4 separate regions of the Homo sapiens genome follow, and all the other regions are linked to region 1. Evidence: chromatin contacts called from ENCODE Hi-C data. All regions are on one chromosome and are shown on one strand. Each heading gives the region's core, a stretch centred on a gene start or an enhancer-like site at or near the end of the contact. The rest is flanking DNA. Distances are from core to core; before and after follow the strand shown. Region 1 holds the start of EZR (ezrin). Region 2 overlaps ZDHHC14 (zDHHC palmitoyltransferase 14). Region 3 holds the start of IGF2R (insulin like growth factor 2 receptor). Region 4 has its middle 62 kb from the start of SNX9.

Region 1 (3,029 bases), core at 213-2,712:
TCCACAAAAGGGTCAACAAGTAACAAAGAGCGGCGAAAACCTCCTCCTATTCCTATCGTCTTCTGCGTGTGAGAAGAACCCTGTTCCCCAGGAACTGCCCCAACACCTCGAGCAGGTGCCTCCCCTCTCCAATGAAGCCTCTCCCGTCCGCCCGGCCCAGAAACTGGGCAACTTACTGGTTTCGGCATTTTCGGTTTCTGGTGAGTATCCTCGATCCCCGAAAACACGACTATCCAGCAGCAGCGAAGACGCTGTCCCAACCTGGAGTCAGAGCAGAACCCTTAGAGCGCCCGCCCGCCCTGCCTCGTCCTCCTGCCGCGCCCGACACTCGGCGCCCGCAGCGCGCTGCCGCTTAAGAACCGGCCAGCCCGGGCCCGGGTGAGTCAGCGCCCCGCCCAGCACTGCGGGCATGGGGAGGGGGCACGGGCGGGGCGGGGCCGGGCCGGGCCCCCGGCGAGGAGGCGCCCGAGAGCGGGGGCGCGCGCCCAAGGGGCAGCCGGCGGGCACTGGAGGTGCCCCCCAGTTGGGGGTGGGTCCGAGGAGAGGGGGTGCGCACCCAGGGGACCCCCAGCATGAAGGGGCTGGTGGGGGGCGCAGGCCCGGGAGAGAGAGGGCAGGGGGAACACTCAGTGGGGAGGATCGGGGGGAGGGGGCGCGGGCCCCGGGGAACACTCGGCCAGGAGGGTCAGGGGAGAGAGCGCCGGCCGGGCGGGGAGGGGTCTGGGGGACACTCGAGGTGCACCCAGCGGAGAGAGGCGGAGAAGAGGGGGCGCGGGCCCAGGGATACCCGGCGGGGAAAGGCCCGGGGAGAGGGAGCGCGCGCCTGGGAGAGAGAGGGCGAGGGGCAGGAGGAACACCTAGGAGGAAGGAGTCCCGGGACAGCCAGCGCGAGCCCGCGGGGCACCCGACAGGGAGGGGTCAGGGGAGAGGGGGCACAGGGCGGGCGGGGGGGCACTCGCTGGGGAGGGATCCGTGGAGAGGGGGCGCGGGCTCGGGGTCCGCCGAGGAACTTCCCGGGGCTGCCAGGAAGCCCGTGAGAAGCCGAGCACTCGGCAAGTTTCACTTTGTGTAGCAACCGTTGCCCCGCGGCTGCAGTCACAACCGTCAAGCCTTTGAGAAACTCTTTCAAAAACTGCAACCGCTCGGGAGCCGCCGAGGGACGGCGCCCAGGCACCCAGGCTCCGCGTTTCCTTCGGGAGAGACCTGAGGGGACCCGGCGCCGAGGGGAAGGTCGCGGGGCCGCGGGCCGGCTCAGCTCCACCTGCCCCGGGGGTGCCGGGCGAGAACCCCGCGCCGCGCCCCCTAGGCTGCCCGCCGCACCTGCCGCCGAACCCCGCCGCCCGCCCGGGCCCTCCACCAGGAACCCCCCGCCCAGAACCCCCGTCCCGACCCCGGCCGCCGCACGCCTCACCCGGCGCCTGCAGTGCTCCGTGTGCTCCCCGCCGCCCTTGCGTCCGCCGAGTGCGCTCGCTGCCCGCGCTCCCAAAAGCCCCGGCGGGGCGGGTCCCGGGACCACGCCCCTTCCCGCCCAGCTCCCGACCTGTGAGGTGCGCCCCCCGCAAGATGGCGGCAGCCGGGCCTCGGGCTGGGTGGGGGCGGAACTTGGCGGAAGTGCGCGCTACTCCCCTCGCAGATGCAAGTGGGGAGGCTGTTTGTCCCACAGCGGGCAGGGGGAAGTCAGGAAAACGTAAATAAATCTGGAGGGGCGGACGGCTTGGGGGAATCGCTGGACCGCTTGGGGCCGGGACCGGGGGCCAGTTCCGAGGCCTCGGCCCTGGGGCGGCTGCACCTGGCCCCGAGTCTCGGTGCACGTGGCCGGCCCAGCCGCCGCCTTTCCGAAGCTCTGGTTAAGTGGCACGTTTGTGGCCTCTTTTGACGTGACTGGCAAAAAGCTCCATGGGATTTCTCTGAAATTCTAGGAATTAAGTTTTTTTGTTTGTTTTTTTGCTAATGGTTCTCAACAAATTTTTAAGACACACAAAACACATACTTTGGGGGCCAGTAGAATTTGCTGCGGGAGAGCTCACTCTAGAAGGGGTTCTCAACGTCTGGCTTCCAGACGAGCAGCAACAGCATTCACTGGGAACTTGCATAAGTGGAAATTAGGTGTTGCTCAGCCTTAGGATTCAGAAACTCTAGGGCTGAGCCCAGCAATCAGTGTGTTACAAGCCCTTCGGGTGATTGTGATGTTGGCTAAAGGTTGAGACCAGAGCTTCTCCTGAATTCCTCTCCTGGGTTTACTCCTCCCTTTCTGCTTTTAGTTTTCTTGTTTGTAAAGCGGCATAATTATGGCACCTGTATCAGAGGGTTCTAATGAGGATAATGAGTTAGTACATGTACGATGCCTGGAACAGTACCTGACACTTAGTAAGCACTTAAATCTATCCTGGTAGAAAGAGAAACCAATGACTTTGGGCGAAGTTCCAAACTCTGTTTCCCAATTTGTTGAGTGAACATACTAGTAGCCCCACCTACATAGACTTGTAAGGATTAAATGAGATCGTGCATGTGGAATGCTTAACTCGTGCTAGCCTCATAGTAATTGATGCTTAACCTGTCTTCCTAGGGACACACTGCTGTTTGGGCAACCCTTTGTCAGGGCCTGTTATCTCCCACTTGCAGATCCAGGGCATTTCAGAGGTCAGAGAGAGGAGGGAGGCCTCTTCTGAGATTTTGACCTCTATTCAGGTAAGTGTATTCCCTCTGAAAGACTGAACTTTTCTTTCCCTTTTTTTTTTAGACGGAGTTTTGCTCTTCTTGCCCAGGCTGGAGTGCATTGGCGCAATCTCAGCTCATTGCAACCTCCATCTCCCAGGTTCAAGCAATTCTCCTGCCTCAGCCTCTTGAGTAGCTGGGATTACAGACACCCGCCACCAAGCCCAGCTAAATTTTTGTATTTTTAGTAGAGACGGGGTTTCACCATGTTGGCCAGGCTGGTTTTGAACTCCTGACCTCAGGTGATCTGCTCACCTCGGCCTCCCAAAGTGCTAGGATTACAGGCGTGAGCCATCACTCCTGGCCTGAATTTC
Region 2 (3,029 bases), core at 196-2,695, 1.3 Mb before region 1:
CTGTCCTGGAGAAGAGCGTGTCAGCCAGGAAGCGGGGCCGACTGTTGCCACATCAGTTGCCTACACAACAGCTACAGTACACCTTCTTCAAAAGCCTGTGGGGCAGCAGGTGCCCGGCTGAAGACCACTTATCCCAGAGAGATGGCCAACCACCACGTCCTCGTGAATCACCTTTGCAATCTGCTTCTGTAAACGCCACGTTGTTAGAACGTCTTAAAATATTGATATCAAAGATATCTAATGGCTTATAAAAGTTATCCTTATACAATTTCAATGAAAATATGCAAAATACAAAATTGGATGTACATTGGGATCTTAATATATATAGGAATTATAAGGAAATATAAACAAGTTTTTTTTTGTGATTGGACTGGCAAGTAATTTTAGTTTTTTTCTCTGTACGTTTCTGATATTCCCTATGATGAGCATGTGTTACCTTTATAATTAGAAGAAAAAAAATCAGTAAATGTCATTACATAAACTCTAGCATTAATAGATATGCATTCAGCAAACATTTATTAAGCAGTACTTCTTACTCATTGCCTTGGCCTTGGCAAATCACGAATTCTCTCTAGGGGCTTTGTGTTTTCATCTGGATAATGGGATCCCACGGCCTTGCCTGACTCACAGAAGCATTATGAGGAACGGATGCATTAACCTGAAGAAGCTGTGAAAATAGCAGATTGCTTATCCAAGCACAACATTATGAGGCGTGGCGTGTCTAATCACGAACCCACTAGAACATGAGAAAGAAGAAATTGAACAAGACTGTAATGAGTTGTTTGGAATGGAAGCCCATAAGAAACTAAAACCAAAAAATAGTCAGCATTTAAATGCAGAGTGCAGAAGGACATTTCGGGGAGCCCAGGTCCTCAGAGCGTGGGGGTGTTAGCTGCCCTGTGCAAGGCGGTCCTTTATTGGAAATCGCCTCAGAGAGCATTGCTGAGTGTGGCTTCTTGCAACTACACCTGAGAACGACATTCACTCTGCTTCATTGAAAACAATCTATCCCGTGTGTGGAAGAAGCATGCCTTGCTGGGGTCAGGGCCAGGGACAAAGCTCAGAGGCCATGCTGAGTTTTCATCAAACACCTGCTGAGCAGCTGGCACGTGCCAGGACACGGTCTAGGCTGAAGGCTGCCATCGTAGTGCAGAATAGAATCCCGTGGAGGTTGGAAATGTTTACCTGCTTGCTTTTTTTCTTACCGTGTGTATTATTTTCAGTAATAAAATGTATACATATACAAGTGAGCACCTTCCCCTGGAAATTCTGACTCAGCAGGTAGAGTGTCCGACGGGCGCGCATGTGAGACCTGCTGTCCCGGCGCTCAGATACACATGGGGGACAAAAATGACAAAGCAGCCACCCTCAGTTTATAATTAGGAAACAGAAACTATACACGCACACCTGGCACAGAGCAGGTGCTCTCACCCAGACCTCTTGAATTGTTGAGTTGAATTTATTTATTTATTTGAGATGGAGTTTCACTGTTGTCACCCAGCCTGGAGTGCAGTGGCGTGATCATGGCTCACTTTAACCTCCACCTCCTGGTTTCAAGTGATTCTGCCTCCACCTCCCAAGTAGCTGGGATTATAGGTGTGCACCACCACACCCGGCTATTTTTTGTATTTTTTGTAGATAAGTGGGGTTTTCACCATGTTGGCCTCCCAAAGTGCTGGGATTACAGGTGTGAGCCACTGTGCTGGGCCCTGAATTTAAAAGTTAAACGCAGAATACATAGATGTTCTCAGAGGGTTAGATACTTTTTTTCCCTTAGTATCTGAGGTTTTTGTGGGTTCAGTGAGAAACCTGGGTGTTTATAACATATAAACAAAATGATTTCAGTTCCTCAACTCACACAGCTTTTCACAGGGAAGGGGCAGAAGATGCAGCTTGAAGGTATCCAGAAAACATGTGTGGGGCAGTCAGACGGAGCAGCTGCAGCCTGGGGGCGTAGGGGCTGTGGGGACCTGCAGTAGCCTGGTTGGCAACCATGAGAAGAGAGAGGAAGGGCCTATAAGTCAGTCCATCTGTGACCACAACACCCACAGCCCTGGGCAATGAAGGGCAGAAGTGGGGACCAGGGATGCCCAACTGGGGTTTAGCCGTGAGAACAGCTGGTGCAGCCTCAGAGAAGGCGCTGCAGAAGCTCCCAGGGTGGACGCTGGGACTCCTGGGCCAGAAGCTCTGTGAGCGTGGCGAGGGGTCTCTGCCTTGTTCCGCTGTCCCTGGCTGGCCCCTCATTTTCTGTTGGTGGGGCCAGGGCTGCTGCTGGGCTCTCCATGCGATTCTCTAGGCAGATTTGGGGTGGGGGCTCCCGAGAGGGTCTGTGAAGACTACCACTTCTCCAGGTACAGAGAGGGAGGGGACCCTAAGCTGCTGCCTCTCGCTGAGGTCAGCAGACACTCGATGAGCCACCTGAGCAGCTCATTCGCAGGCAGGTTCCAGGCCCAGTCCTGAGCTCACCACCCAGAGTCTGTTGGAGACAGGACCTGGGAATCTGCATCTAGCACAGTAATGTTTGAGAGTCACTGACTTAAAATATCCTCACATATATAGGGAGCGTTTTATGTGTGTGAAGTGTAGTGCTGTGGAGAGGGGCAGCCTCCTCAGAAAATGGAGGTTGTGTCAGCTAGGAAGCTGCTCAGGACAACGGTTCCCTCCCGCCTCCCACCGCCCCCCAAGCACCCACTGTGCCCAGGTCAAGGAAGAACCTAGAACTCCCCAACCCCACCCCTGCCCTGCAAGAGCTGTGCATTCCTGACAAGAGGCTGCCCAGGAGGTGAAAGGGAGCAAGGCGGCATGGAGGCTGGGGCCATGTGGATGTAGGGTTCATGGTCTTCCTGCGGTAAGAAGCCGGCTCCACAAGGGCCTAGTGTCTCCCAGGCACCCGGAGCTGGGCTGGACTCCTGGAGGTGGTAACTAAGGCAGAGTCCTTGCTCCCACTACAAGCCTGGAGGCTGGAGGGGAAGGCAGCCAGGTTGACTCAAGGGCCTGGATGGCAGAAGTACTGGCCAGGCCTGCCCTCC
Region 3 (3,029 bases), core at 282-2,781, 1.1 Mb after region 1:
GCAGTGGCACGATCTCTGCTCACTGCAACCTCTGCCTCCTGGGTTCAAGCGATTCTCCTGCCTCAGCCTCCCGAGTAGCTGGGACTACAGGCGTGTGCCACCACGCCCGGTTAATTTTTTGTATTTTTAGTAGAGATGGGATTTCACTGTGTTAGCCAGGATGGTCTCGATCTCCTGACCTTGTGATCCGCCCGCCTTGGCCTCCCAAAGTGCTGGGTTTACAGTCGCGAGCCACCGCGCCCGGTCACCACAAACCCTTTTTCGACGTCCACAGTTTACACCTGAGCTCTCCCTTTGACCCACTACAACACTTTCTTTTCTTGGGCAATATATTAATAGCACGGTGGTTATGTCACAGGCCTGTGACTGGCTTGGGCTCAAACCCGGGCTTTTTCACTTACTAGCTGCAAGACTAACTAGTTATTTAATTTCTCCATTCCTCACTTTCCTTATCTGCAAAACGGATGCAATAAAGGCACCCCCTCTTACAGGACTGTTAGGATTAAATGAGCTAAATCACAGTGTCCGAACACTTCAGTACTTCGTACATAATTACTTGCTCAAGAAATGTTAGCTATTATTGGGTCATGATTATTTATATGTGTTTGAATTCCAGCTTTGCCACATCCCAGAGTGTCTTTGAGTAAGTCACTGAGTATCCTTGTGCCTCAATTCCTCATCTATAAGTAGGTTCCCATCTCATAGGTTTTTAAAGATTCATGCTTACATGCTTAGCAGTGTCTGGTATGGAATAAGCACTAAAAAAGATGAGCTTTTATGATGATGATGATTACTATTTTCAGTCATGATTATTTTGTATATTTACTCTAAAAGAAAGTGAATTTTTTTAGTTCAAGACTTTTAGATTCATCGTTCTACTTTCATTGTGGCTAGCTCATGGCCATCCACGTAGTGAATTAATAAAGCTTTGTTGAGTGGCACTTGCTTGACAGCGACACTTTTGTCCACTCTTTCACCTTGCTGGATTTGTGCTGCCTTCCTTGCTGTAGGAAGCCCACGCTTGGGAAATAACATTCCCACAGAAGGTCTGAGAGGCTCTGACGGGCCAAGGTTGTAAACCCCCATGATTTGACTCCACGGGCAGTTAAAGTGTGTTCCCACCCCCCACGGATCCGCTGCCACTAGGCTGTGCGAAGGCATTTACCTCCCTGGCACTTTGATCCAAGTTCCCTATTTTCCCCTACTGGTCGATCGAGGTTGGGAACAGTTGCTCTAACCTGGGAAGCACCCGCCACGATCCAGCAGGGCGCGGTGGGAGGGGAAACTGAGGCCCGGCTAGGCACCCCCGCCGCGCCCAGCCCGCCGAGAGGCTCAGGCCCCGGGAGGCACCTGGAGCCTGCGCCCCGCCCGCGCCGCTTCCTGTCCCGCGCGCTGCGCTCACGTGACCCGGGCCTGGGAGGAGCCGGGGCGGGCGGGGGTCACCTGAACAAGGGAGTCACGTGAGCGGGGGGCGGGGGTGGGGGGGCGGTGCCGGGCGGCTGTCACGTGACGCGGTTCCGGGGCCGCCGCTGCCGCTGTCGCTGTCGCCGAGCCCAGTCGAGCCGCGCTCACCTCGGGCTCCCGCTCCGTCTCCACCTCCGCCTTTGCCCTGGCGGCGCGACCCCGTCCCGGGCGCGGCCCCCAGCAGTCGCGCGCCGTTAGCCTCGCGCCCGCCGCGCAGTCCGGGCCCGGCGCGATGGGGGCCGCCGCCGGCCGGAGCCCCCACCTGGGGCCCGCGCCCGCCCGCCGCCCGCAGCGCTCTCTGCTCCTGCTGCAGCTGCTGCTGCTCGTCGCTGCCCCGGGGTCCACGCAGGCCCAGGCCGCCCCGTTCCCCGAGCTGTGCAGGTGGGTGGCCCGCCCGGACGCAGGCTCCGCTCGCGGTGCCCGGGGTGAGCGGCCGGCGTGGGGGGCGGGGAGCGCTCGAGGAGCTCCTGGGGTCTCCAAGTCGCCTCCGTTCCGCGCCGGGGTCCGCCCCGTTCCCGAGGGAAAGTTGCCTGCGTGGTGTCCGCGAGTCCCGCCGGGTCCCGTGCGCAGGCGGGGGGCGCGGGGGCACACGCGGTCGTGGCGGTCCTGGAGCCCCGCGTCCGGCCACTTGTGGCTGTCGCTGAGTCGGGGGTGGCTTTGTGCGGAGCGGTCGCCCCGGCCCTTGGGGTCGGCGCCTGCCCTCGCGCGGCCGGGCGTCCGGGAAAGTTGGAGGCAGGAACTCCAGTTTGCTTTGTTCCCGCTGCGCGTTTGCATCAGAGTTTCGCCAGCGGGGCACCGGTGAGGCCCCTCGGTGTGGAGAGGCTCACCGGGGCGTTGGAGCCCGCAGGAATGGTCCTGGAGTTGAGTGTTTGTGGTTTCATTTGCTGATTGATTTCCCCCCGTGGGCTCATTTTCTCTTTAAAGAATATATATATATATATATTTTTAGCAGGCGGTGACTTTTGTCTTCTTTAGATTGGGGGCAGGGGGTGTCGTCCAGTGTGAGCTTTCAAGACTTGACCCTTCACTTCTCTGAGCCCAACTTCCTGCCTGGTTGCTCACATGATGTCATTGTCTCCGGGGCGGATTATTCTAGTGGATCTTGCTCTGGGAACCATGATTGTATAACCCATCAGTCCCATCGAGGGCTGTTCACCTCGCGCAACTGCTAGCAGTCCAGGGCCTGGGGAACTTCGAATTTCAGGAATTTTCTGACCATCCTTTTCTGGACTGTTTAGGATGATGGAAAATTCAGCTTTTGTTTATTTTTTTAAACTTTGGTAAAAAGGAAGCAGGATGAAAAGTTTTGAACAGACAACAGTTTCTCCCTGTTACTGTTACTTTTACAAGTTACTTTTACAAGTTACTTTTCAGAGTGAAACAAAGTTGAGCCTACTTTGGGCTGAACTTGGAGTTTGTGGTAGGGTTTATGGGGGGGGTTCTTATTTTTCCCATGCATCAGAGATAGTTTTATTAGCACCCCTGTGTTCAGAACATGCAGAAATTAGTCTAAGGAGGGTGAGGCTGATCTCACGATAGAAACTCTTTGGAAAGGCCCATATTTT
Region 4 (3,029 bases), core at 156-2,655, 1.1 Mb before region 1:
GTAAAAATACAAAAATTAGCTGGGCATGGTGGCGGGCGCCTGTAGTCCCAGCTACTCAAGAGGCTGAGGTGTGAGCTTTGAGTCCAGGTGGTTGAGGCTGAAGTGAGCCATGATCATGCCACTGCACTCTAGCCTGGGCAACAGAGGGAGACCCTGTCTCCAAATAAATATAGAAATAAATAAGAAAAATAAATAAAAGTTTAATGATATAAACTTACAAATTGAATAGATTATACTAAAAACAAAAGTAATAAACACTTAAAGCTCATCACTTCCTAGTGATCTACACTTTACTATTACCTATGCCATCAAAGTTTGTTTTTTTTGTTTGTTTGTTTGTTTTTTGTTTTCTTTTTTAGATGGAGTCTTGCTGTGTTTCCCAGCTGGAGTACAGTGGTGTGAACTTGGCTCACTGCAACTTCCACCTCCCAGGTTCAAGCAATTCCCCTGCCTCAGCCTCCCGAGTAGCTGGGACTACAGGCGTGCACCACCACACTGGCTAATTTTTTTTATCTTTTTTTCAGTAGAGATGGGGTTTCACCATGTTGGCCAGGATGGTCTCAATCTCCTGACCTCGTGATCTGCCCACCTTGGCCTCCCAAAATGCTGGGATTACAGGCGTGAGCCACCACGCCCGGGCCATCAAGGTTATTTACATCTGCGTGTCTGAGTGGAGGAAGCATTATATAACCCTGTTCTGCTGCACATCTCTTTCCACCTCTGCGTTCAGTGACTTCTTACTGACAGCTGGAAATTGGCCATGGGGGCAGTATTTACACCACAGAAATTGGCAAATGTACATTTCAGGACTCTTCTTCCAGAGAGCCTGTTGTGCACATTTACTAGCACACCATTAAAACCAGGCCACAGGGTGTCACCATCCACATTTCTCCCCCAGAGAGTGTCCAAAGGTTCAAATCGCAAAGTAGGGAGCTCAAGTCTGAGCCAGAGTGGCCTCTATCTCAATCAGTCTGGTGAGGCTGGTATAGCAGAGCTGGGGTGACAGCCAAGCGTTTAGACAAGGACAGTTCTTAGCCTCAGGAGATGCCAGTGTCACAGCTTCAGATAGCTCTCTGTCCAGGTGCAGGTGCAGGACCAGCCAGTGAGGGTACAGAGGATATGGGGACTGGGAGGAAGTAGTTTCCGGTTGCCTGACCTGACATTCAGGGCTGGATTTGAGGCCCAGAAGAAATCTAGGATCAGGGCAGACGCCAGCTGGTGGCCTGGTCACCTACACTGGCCTGGGTGGGGACAGGGAGTTGCACAGACTGACTCCCTTCCTACTCCCTCATGGAGAAGGGTCTTCAACACCTTTGCAGGTCCTTCCCATTGCCCCAGGCCTGGCTGATGCAAGCAGGTAGGGAGCGAGAGGGCAGGCTGGGGAAGGCAGTGTCTGGCAACACAGCCGGGGGAAAAGAGATTTATTTTACAACAACAACAAGAAGACTAATAAAAATAATTTTGAAAAAATCTGATGGATAACATGAATCACCCTCGTATGAATCACTAGTTACACTTGGTGGTGTACCAAGGAGAAGGAGAGAGCTGTGGGAGTCAGGGTGCATTGTCTGCAGAGAATTTAAAAATAGGAAGAAAAACACTGCAGTGGTCTGCTTTCTATTATCGCCATGTGTGGCGATTGTAAACAATGGCAGACCCACCCCCACACCACTGGTTACACCCCAGACATGCATTTTTGCCTGTGTTCTAGGTAATCAGTTGATTGTATTAGAACAGCTGACACATTCTTCTTTAGTTCCTTTTTGTGGCATTAGTTTCATAGAATCACTTATTTTGGGGGAATTGGAGGCATGTCTTGTTTTTCCATTCAGACAACAACATGTATCAAGCGGTCTATGATGTGCTGTCTGTCAGTTGCACTTGGAGTTCAAGAGCATTCTTAAAGACGCAATTTGTGTTTTGGAAAAATGGGTAGAGAGCCTTGTTTTGTGTGTGCGGTCAAATAAGTCAGAAGTTGGTTATGAGTCACCACTCTCCTGCTAGTCTAGCATTGTACCCTGCACAGCAAAAAGGGGTTGTAAGCATTAAAAGGGGGCTTTTGAAAAAGCACAGGATATGGAAAGGCGGCCTAGAAGCAAGTTCTGGTGCACGTGAACCGTGTGACCTCAGAAGCCGCATCCCACTGAGCTGTTCTGAGCCTCGGTTTCTCCATTGGTAGAATGGGGCTAATAGTACCTGACCAGCTGTTCCCAGGCTACCGCCAAGGGCCCGTGGAAGCAGGTGCAGGAAGGGATGACGCACACGTGAGCTCTTAAGACAGCTTCAGTTCCTCAGGATTCAAGAAGGGGGAAGGAGAGCCCAGGGCCAGCACATCTGGGGAGGTTCAATATAGATTTAGGTCTGGAATTTCCATTTTCACTGCAGATATGTTGTGCTGAGAAAAGTTCGAGGGCATCAGAATGAAAATTGGAACTTGAGAAACTGGATGAACGTCGCAGCAGGAAGGGAGCCGGGCTGGAGCTCTCTGGAGTGGGGCGCACCGCAGGGAGCACGGCCAGAAGATGGGAGAGGTCACAGGTGGGGCCGTGCCTCTCACAAGCTCAGGGTGCCCTGTGGGGCCGGGAGGGGCAGAGTACAAGCTCAGGGTGCCCTGTGGGGCCGGGAGGGGCAGAGTAGGTCTAGAAGCCGCTCTGGGGGCAGTGCCCCCACCATCACCTGCCAACTGGCAGATCTGATTGTAGCCAGAAGCCTCTTCTCTTTTCACTGGGTTCGTTGCAGTTTTCAAGCGTGCAGTTCCTTCTATGAAGGAAGGTGGTAGAAAGCCTATGAATCCCACCAAAGCTTCCAAAGCAGATGGCCCTGTGGCCTATTTCTGGTTCATTGCTGTAGGGGAGGAAAGATAATTTTTTCTTCGGCTCTCATAAATTCTTAGTTGGAATGTACCCCTGTAACAAAAGACAGGTTAACAGGAGAAAAACAAAAAGAAGTTTAGTATCATGTATATTTAATATGCACATGGAACAAACAGAAGTTTAGTATCATGTGTATTTAATATGCACATGGAAGAT

What was found. Hi-C counts contacts between places; a loop is a spot of excess contacts on that map. Pooled maps may share reads with other maps.
Region 2: a loop to region 1 is called in a map with no recorded cell type, with 7 times the contacts of the local background. The contact joins the enhancer-like site here to the promoter of EZR in region 1. A Hi-C loop is called at or near these places in 4 of 37 single-sample maps with no recorded cell type and 4 of 50 pooled maps.
Region 3: a map with no recorded cell type shows a loop between it and region 1 (4-fold over the local background). The contact joins the promoter of IGF2R here to the promoter of EZR in region 1. A Hi-C loop is called at or near these places in 3 of 37 single-sample maps with no recorded cell type and 4 of 50 pooled maps.
Region 4: a loop to region 1 is called in a map with no recorded cell type, with 5 times the contacts of the local background. The contact joins the enhancer-like site here to the promoter of EZR in region 1. A Hi-C loop is called at or near these places in 14 of 37 single-sample maps with no recorded cell type and 9 of 50 pooled maps.

The regions. Positions count from the first base shown.
Region 1 is chr6:158,817,906-158,820,934 of GRCh38, forward strand. EZR (ezrin) reads right to left here and starts at 1,463. Exons shown (of 14, transcript NM_001111077.2): 1 at 1,412-1,463; 2 at 177-261. The coding sequence starts at 188. EZR-AS1 (EZR antisense RNA 1) reads left to right here and starts at 74. Exons shown (of 3, transcript NR_102425.1): 1 at 74-200; 2 at 2,567-2,688. RefSeq lists an enhancer at 47-96 and silencers at 307-506, 647-1,636, 1,697-1,746.
Region 2 is chr6:157,560,206-157,563,234 of GRCh38, forward strand. The region is part of intron 2 of ZDHHC14 (zDHHC palmitoyltransferase 14); the gene reads left to right. Among named protein-coding and RNA genes, the nearest start is that of MIR3692, 33 kb to the left of the region's middle. RefSeq lists enhancers at 1,203-1,332, 1,610-2,583, 1,693-1,772, 1,893-1,972. Within about 2 kb of position 1,446, at least 6 of the 41 ENCODE cell types and tissues checked have a DNase peak (open chromatin) inside an H3K27ac peak, as active enhancers do.
Region 3 is chr6:159,967,551-159,970,579 of GRCh38, forward strand. IGF2R (insulin like growth factor 2 receptor) reads left to right here and starts at 1,532. Exons shown (of 48, transcript NM_000876.4): 1 at 1,532-1,845. The coding sequence starts at 1,697. RefSeq lists silencers at 1,093-1,712, 1,723-2,002, 2,023-2,152.
Region 4 is chr6:157,759,531-157,762,559 of GRCh38, forward strand. No RefSeq gene overlaps it. Among named protein-coding and RNA genes, the nearest start is that of SNX9, 62 kb to the right of the region's middle. RefSeq lists an enhancer at 2,861-3,029. Within about 2 kb of position 1,406, at least 10 of the 41 ENCODE cell types and tissues checked have a DNase peak (open chromatin) inside an H3K27ac peak, as active enhancers do.